Linked DNA regions of Homo sapiens: region 2 is linked to region 1. The links are chromatin contacts, found by Hi-C in ENCODE. All regions are on one chromosome and are shown on one strand. Each heading gives the region's core, a stretch centred on a gene start or an enhancer-like site at or near the end of the contact. The rest is flanking DNA. Distances are from core to core; before and after follow the strand shown.

Evidence for each region. A loop is a pair of places that touch in the nucleus more often than their neighbours do. Pooled maps may share reads with other maps.
Region 2: a map of ascending aorta shows a loop between it and region 1 (2.6-fold over the local background). The contact joins the promoter of LINC02872 here to the promoter of LINC02834 in region 1. A Hi-C loop is called at or near these places in 1 of 168 maps with a recorded cell type or tissue (ascending aorta) and 1 of 50 pooled maps.

Annotation. Positions count from the first base shown.
Region 1 is chr9:86,705,838-86,709,974 of GRCh38, reverse strand. It overlaps LINC02834 (long intergenic non-protein coding RNA 2834), which reads left to right and starts at 1,670. Exons shown (of 3, transcript XR_930070.3): 1 at 1,670-1,760.
Region 2 is chr9:87,146,588-87,150,724 of GRCh38, reverse strand. It overlaps LINC02872 (long intergenic non-protein coding RNA 2872), which reads right to left and starts at 2,081. Exons shown (of 2, transcript NR_161226.1): 1 at 1,827-2,081. RefSeq lists enhancers at 1,462-1,969, 1,970-2,478.

The DNA.
Region 1 (4,137 bases), core at 421-2,920:
AGACTAAAACATGGAAATAGTTGGATTAAACATGGGGACAGAGGAAAAACATGGGATAATGTTGGTCAAGTTCATACTACCCAAATGATAAAAGAAATTATAATTTATAATTTTGGTAATTTTAAGCATTCACTAGATTCCTCTAAAGATATTTTTCAGCATAAACCATATGCAAAGCTTTTGTACCAGTCTGGGCTTTTGGTGGCAAACAACAAAAAGGGGCACCGAAAGAAAGAACTTATGAGACAAATAGAGGGAAGCTTGGGAAATGTGTGAGACAGCTAGAGAGCAAGACTTGGAAGGAACCCAGGAAGGCAGAGAGCAGCTGTGATCCAGCCACAGGAGCAACAGTCATAGGACATGCCCAGTGGTGCCGGGGACCTCAGACACACTGTCACCACCACACCACCTTTAGGCCCTTCATTCCACAGCACTGGACACTTGCCTCTGCAGTTAGATCTGTATCATTTCCCAAAGACCCTCTGGAGAGTCCATATCGGGCGCCATCAACTTCTACCTTTCCTGGGATTCCCTCTCTAAAGAGAAAAGCATTCAGTGGCAGGCAGCCAATTATTTGTTTTCTGAATGTCTTTGGCAACATTATACCAAAAATGTGAGAATACACATGTGCTGCTCTGAGAAAGAGACAATGTGAGGATCTTCACAGCTGACACCAGGATTTCCTTTAAGAAGCAACTGTGTTAAGTAAAATTCTTTTATCAGAGTCTTGGAAAAGGTAAGCGTTCTGAGTGTCACAGGCTCCTCCTGCACCCAGGCTAACGAGAAGGGAAGTTGTCCTGAAAGTTGAAATGTCACCAACTGCAGGTCCCAGACCACCTGCGAGGGGAGGGAAGTGAAGCTGGGAGGGAGAGACGGGGAAGGAGGCAGCAGAGCTCCCGCTGGTGGAAGGCTGAGAACTCAATGATGTGGTCACCCCATGACTGCTTCACCCAACAATTTTCTTTTTCTAGAAAGTCTATCAAACTCATGAGACCTCAGTGTGAGAAATAAGTACATTCCTCATTATGGAAGCAAAGATGTTTCTTATTGGGAACAAAATGATGCCATCAAACTCAACAAGTGAACAAAGTCAGATAAGCAGAGAAAGTCAGGAGAATGTGGCCCCCCGTGTTACACACACACACACACACACACACACACACACGCTTACATTCCCCATATTCAGCAGAAATCTAGAGAGGGCCTCAGACTTCCACCAACCTAAGAGTGGATGCAGAAACATCCAAAGCAGTTAGGGGACAAAGTGACACCTAAGCTACCCAGAGATGAACAATCTAGTAAAAAAGACAAACTCATAGAAAAGTAAGATTAAATGAATGCAATCACAGTGTATCCAAATTCAGTGGGAAGTTCAACAGATGGAATAATTTAACAGAGAAAGGGACACATATTGTGTCCTTGTGAATAAAATATTGTGAGTAATATTTTAAGGTAAACTTTAATTAATGAGCAGAGTTTTGACAAGCAGAAGAGTGGCCTGGGGTAATGTGCAGGGAATAACATAAGAAAAGAAATAGGCAGATACAAATGTGCAACAGCTCAGGAAACAGGCTACTTCATGGAGGTTACGTGTCACAATGGCATGAAGGTAGGTTGAGCAGCCTCATCGTGTCAACTTTGAGCACCTACTAAGGATCTGGGACTTTATTCCCTTATAGGGCCATAGGAAGCCATGGCATGTTTCAACAAGGAGAAAGAAATATCTAATCTGCGTTTTAGAAAGATGATCATTTGTGGTGGTATGTAGAGCACGCTAATTTAGTAAGAGATTAGAGAGACAGAGAACAGCTGAAAGGTTATTGTGATAACATAAACAAGAATTGCCCACAGCTTGAGGCCAAGCAGTGGCAAGAGGGCAGAGATATGATGTGCAATGGGGATAAACTATGTATAACTGACTGACTGGCAGACACACAGCAAGAGGGGAAGAGTAGTTGAAGTCATGCCAATGTGTATAAAATGGACAATGAGAAGAGGAAGAGCTGGGACTTGAAAACAAAGGCTCCACTTAGTGAAGTTAAGGAAGCAAACATAATTTGGGAGTGTCCAATTTTATCAAATGTATCACAGAATCTGTTTTTGAGCTAAAATGTAAACCATGGCTATAATTCCCCAAAGTTAGTGTTCTGTCCTGAGATTATTGCAAACCAAGTCACTTGCCAGATTTCTTCAAAAATCTTGGGTTGTTGGAAATAGAATTTCATGCATTCTCACCTTAGGGGCTGGTGGAAGCCCTCATCTCTTCTCTGATGAGATGGCCCAGTGGTAATAGCCCAGCAGGGAGTGGAACCTTCAGGTTCAGAGGTATAGATGTGGGAACGAAAGTACATTCCCAGAGTGGAGAATGAAGACAGGACAGAAGTGAGGAACTCCGAAGCCCATCTCTAAAGGGTGAGCCAAAAGGGATCAGCCAGCAAAAGAGGAAAAGGGACAACAGATTTAGAACTGAAAGGAAAGGGATAGGAAGTGATAGGGAAAACAGCAGAGCTCATTCAAGTTGTCAGAAGGGTCTCTGCCTTCTCCTTTGAGAACTTTCTCACATACCAAAGCAGTCTTCCATCTGGCTCTGGAGAGATGTAGCTAACAACGAGATTTTTCCAGCAAGGGCAGCAACAACACTGTCATAATCATAGATGAAAGTGGACATTCTGACATTAATCTGAGGCCCCTACCTGGCTTCCACCAACTCCTAAGGTGGGAACGCATGAAATTCTATTTCCAACAACCCCAGAGTATTGAAGAAATCTGGCAGGCAACTTGGTTTGCAATAACTGCAGGACAGAACGCTAACTAACTTTTGGTGAATTATAGCCGTAGTTTCATTTTAGCTCAAAAACAGATTCTGTGATACATTTGATAAAATTGGACTCTCCCAAATTAAGTTTGCTTCCAGCCTGGGTGAGTTAGCCCACTGAAGGATCAATGGCCACCAAAAAAGAAAAGTAAATAAATAGAGCTGACAATAAAGGTACAATCAAAGCTCTAAACTAATATAGGACGAGGGCTTGGGGGTTGGGGGGAAGAGCTAGTAGGTCTTCAGCCCATGCCTAGAGGTGAAATGCAAATGTACTTCCAGAGATGGTTCCCCTCCCAGGCAAGGTGATGGGGCTGAGGGGGGAGCCCCGTGTTTAATGAACTCGAAGCAGGAGGGCTTCTACCCAGGAAAGGGCTGAAGACAGTAGTTCTCAAACTTGAGAGGACATCAGGATCACCTGGAAGGCTTATTAAAACAGAGATCACTGAGCCCCCTCCCCCACTCCAGGATTTCCAATTCAGGAAGTCTGAGGTCAGACCTGAGAATTTACTCTTTAGTAAGTTCCCATGCAATGTTGATGATGCTGGTCTGGAGACCACACTCTGTTAACCACTGATTAAAAGACAAGGAACTGTGGGTTTAGCTGGATTGGTGAGTCTCATACAATCATCTTAAGAGTGGAGGGGGGAATCTTGAGTCCTGGCATGAACTAGTACAGCCCAGAGTTGGTTTGTCCTGCCTGCTCTTCCAGGGAGGTTTGGGCTGGGGTTTGTGAGAGGCATTGCCTCAGCGGGTAGACTCTGTAGAGGACGAGAGGGTATACCAGCAGACCCCCCTAATGCCACCAGCAGTACAGAACCCAATGGCATGGCCAGAGAATTTGGTGATTATTAATTTTCATCAAATACATGTAAGTGTCCCCTCTTTGGGAATAGAACCACCTTTTATTCATGGTTTTTACTTTCAAAATACCTAGCTCACAGTACATTTTTCATTGATTTTATTAGTAGTAGAATAAGCTACTTTTGATAAAACATCAACTAATTACTGTTTCTTTATCATCTCCCTACAAAAGATCATACCAATTCACATCATCAGAGGAACTTTTCTTTTTTGTAAACATTAGAAATAAAATCTTGGAAGACTAAGGTGGATAGATAAGAGGAGAGGAGTTCCCTTTTCCAATAAATCGGTCCAAGAATTAAGCAACAGAACCCTTAACATTTCAAAAACATCACACAAACACGTGATCACACAAAACATAAAACTGAAGGCAAAATTCACTGTATAAGTAACAAAAAAGACCTTATAGAGCTTGGGTAGCACAATATTTTGGTGTTAGGTGATTCACACGATGCACT
Region 2 (4,137 bases), core at 832-3,331, 440 kb before region 1:
TGATTTTGTTAACGAGTATTTACAGTTTTTCACACCTAAACTCACAGTATGAAGCTACTCCATGTTTATTGCTTTGCATGGTACTGCAAAACTGCATTTATTGTGCTTTCATCAGAAACGCTTCTTTGAGACATAAACATTGCCTGTTTTTCACTCCGTTTTTAAAAAACAAATTAAGCAGGCACTCATTTATGAAGGTACTTCAGGTAAAAGAGAGGAAAGGTTCCCAAAAGGGATGTGTGGGGGCCACTTGAGGGCTGTCTTTCATGTCAATCTCAGCCATTCCTCAGGAATTTCTATTTTCTTTTTGACACTGCCCAAGTGGCAATCCCACCCTGTCCCCTGTCCCTGACCTTGGACACGGGGAGCAGCACTGTCCCACGGAGGGGGAGACAGAAGAAGGGAAGATGGTGAGCCCAGCCACTCCTCAGCCCAATTGGGTTTCCTCAGCAACATCTTACCCCAGACTGTCCTCTCTCTTCGCTCCTCTGCTCCAGACAGGATGGTTTCCATGTGCTGCTTCTCTGCGATCTTTCTTTCCTCTTATGTCTTTCATTATGAAACCAAAGTGCTAGAGGGATTGGGGACTATGGGGGACCGACAAAATCCCATGTTCATGAAGAAGGAAGAGAATGCTCGTGGGAGGGGGGCTGAGGCCTGCAGACATGGGGATGGAAAGTTGCCGCCTTAGTCATCTGAGGCTGCTCTAACAGGATACCATACACTGGGTGGCTAATAAGCAACAGATGTTTGTTCCCACAGTTCTGGGGGCTGGGAAGCTCAAGAGCAAGGCACCAGCAGATTCAGCATCTGGTGAGGGTCTGTTTCCTGGTTTGTATAGAAGGTGCCTTTTCCCTGTGTCCTCATATGGTGGGAAGGGCAAGGCAGCTCTCTGGGGCCTTTTTTATAAGGGCACTGATCCCACTCATGAGGACTTTCATGCCCTGATCATTTCCCAAAGGCCCCACCTCCTAATAATACCATCACATTCAGACGGCAGCAGCCTCCTCTTCATTCTGAAAACCTCCCTCAATAACAATCTTTGTTTCAAAAGGATTTCAAGGCAGAGATTTTGATACCCACTGGGGCTTTTATCCTGTTTTTCAGAGGTTTGAGAGGGTTGACAACAGCTGTGGTTGGAATAAGAGGAGTTAATGGTAATGGAAAGGAAGTTGACACCTGAGGAGGACAGTTGGGGTCACAGGATAAAGTGCCTACAAGGTTTCTATCACTGGGAAAGCTGACTGGCTAACCCTGGCTGCTTGGAACGCCGTGTCTATGCCATTCCACCTTCCTCGCAACTTGGCAGGTCTTCATCCAGACTCCATCCCTGCATTACCTTTCCTGGTCTCCATTAAGATGCAGCCTTCCCGAGGACAAGGGAACTGCTGGGCGACTTAGACAGTGAGGCCCTTTGCTGCTCATCACAACCAGCGTCTCTGGAACCCCAGAAAGGCAGCCTGGGATCAGGCGGAGGCAGACATTACTTATGGATGAAGGGGTAGAGAGCGAGTCAAGGGGTAGAGAGAGGGTCTAGGTGTAAAACGGGCACCAAACCACCACACAGGACTACCCCAGTCAGGATAAAAGGTGAGGCTATTTAAGCATCAGAACGTGCTCCCTCGACCCCAGAGCCTGCCCAGAATGTTGGGGGCTGCCACCTGCTTGCCTGCGAGGCCTCCATGCTCTCGGGCGCTCATGTTCCCATCTGCTTGCTGCAGCACTAATGAAGAAACTCGACTGCCAGGCATGCTTGGAGGAATAACTCATGAAACAGATTGTAAAGCCGGGGCCCATGACTTGCTCTTTTGGGACTTGGCACTTACGTCTCTTTTTCCATTTGCACCGACTGAGCAGGAGGCCAGGCCTCCCCGCCCGGGCCTTGCGAGCGAGGCCCCTTTCCTCTGTCCGCCAGTTCTCCCACTCGGCCCCCACACCCCCAGGAGGAGATGCAGGGGAGCTCTGCTGACGCCGAGGCCGCGCCTGCTCCACATTCCAAGCGGGACACGGCCTGAGTCCCGTGGGCCCTGCCCGGAGGCCCCTGGGTGTGAATCTGTTTCTCCCCTCTCGCTGGCTGCCGCGCCGCCTTCAGGCTTTTTTTTTTCTCGCTCTCTCTCGCCGTTCCCCGGGCAGGCAGCGTCTGCTTTTCAGCGCGCGGACATTTCCGGCTGGCGGGGGACAGAAGGGACCGCGGCCAGCCAGTTCCCGTTCCCGTTCCCGCCTGGCTGCAGGCGCAGCTGCGATGACTTCATGACTCTGCAATGGCCGCGGGGCCGGGAAACAGGGCCGGGATTGTATTAACGGGATGGAAAGTAGCAAGTTTGAAAGAGACCCGTGGCAGACTCCACCTCCTGCCTTACTACCTTTTTTTCAAAAATTGCTCTTATCTCCAGCAAAAACTCCCTGAGTGCCTTTTCCCTCTCCTGGCAGCACTGGAAGGAGGGCCGCCTTGGAAAACGTGTCCTCCTCAGACCTGAGTCCCCCGGGCCCTCCTCAGCCAGGATCAATGTAGAGGGAATGCCAAATACTCAACCGCCTTTAGGTGGGGTTTTAGGTTTGAGGGGAAATAATGAAATTTTGCATTTGAATCTGAAAATGAGTCTGGCAGCCTGAGTGGTTGGGTGAAGAAATGGCCCTGTTTCTCCTATTAGCTTGTCCTCCCACCTCGGGGAGAGTCTGACCCGGTGAGGTGGCCACAAGACCCTAAGAGCCCTGCTCCACCGAGTTCCAGAACGCGGAGAACTGAGACCCAGGCACCACGTGACTTGATTGTCAAGCTGCCTGACATTTCAGTGTGGTGGCAATGGACCTGGTGTGCCTGGGTGGGAGGAACATGTGGACATGGATTGTCAGATATGACTATGTACGTGGTGGCATTGCTTGTGATGGTGAAAAATTGGATTGTTTATCAACAGGGAATCAAACAGGGAATAAGTAAAGTGTGTGTGTGCTGTATTTATATGATGGAATTGTATACAGCAGTTAAAATAAATAAAAGTGATCTAGTTGAACTAGCCTGGGATAAGGCTCAAAAAAAAAATGAGCAATTTGCAGAATGAAACTGCAGTATGAAACCATTTATGTAAGAAAAGAATGAGGGCGAGGGAGAGAGAAAGAAGAAAAGAAAAACAAGAAAAACCCTCATGAAGAAATACCGCTCTCTGTGCTGCACTATAGGCTACTATAGACCATATATAAAAGGACTGCAAGGCTAAATCCCCAAACCCCAAACTATCCAAGGGGAGGGTTCAGAGGGATAGAAATTGGAGAATGTGGTCAAAAGGCACTTTTGAGTAAATGTCCTAATATTTCAGAAGAGAATGAATTCACTTATTTCTTATGTAATTAAAAATTCATTACAAAATAGGGGAAAATGAAGTGTTAGTGGTTTACAAACTTCATCCATCCAGATTGAGCAGATGTGGAGCTTTGCCATTGACTTATTTGTGAGTAATTAGTGGTTTCGGTTTTTTTTTCTTTTGCTGAGATGCAGCAAATTGATATGATTAAAAGGGTGAGACAAGGTATGTGTGAGTGTGCGTGTTCATAAATCAACAGGTGACTGTGTTAAGTAACCCTCAAGAGAGTCCTTTTTCAAGTAGTTAGTCTGTCATACGTGGCCTTGCTGAGCCGCAGGGTCATCATCCCGTCAGGCCAAACACGGGGCTGCAGCATTTATTGCTCTAATTGTGCTGTTTAGAAACAGGTGACACACAAAGGCTAGGGAGCCCTGATCTGTTTTTGGAGACCTGCCGTCTCCCTTTGTACCTTCCACTTGGAAAATCTTGCAGGTAGACATCAATTAGCAATGCAAACACCATGTTGGAAATTCACTTTATTTGGGGGCTTGTTGGGGGGGGGTGGTCAGGTAAGTGAATAATTTAGCTAAGAATTCTGCAAACCCAAAGGTAGTGATTACTATAGACAGAGATTTTAAAATATGGATGAAGCTTGTGTGTGTGTGTGTGTGTGTGTAGAATTAACAATACAAAATTTTAAAATTATTTTAAAAACATTCTTTTATTAAAGGAGAATATTTAAAATTAGAAAATAAATTATAAACTTATTAGGAAATAGCTTGCTTATGTTTTAGAATCAGTATGAATATTACTAGTTGTTTTCAAAAATAATATTTTC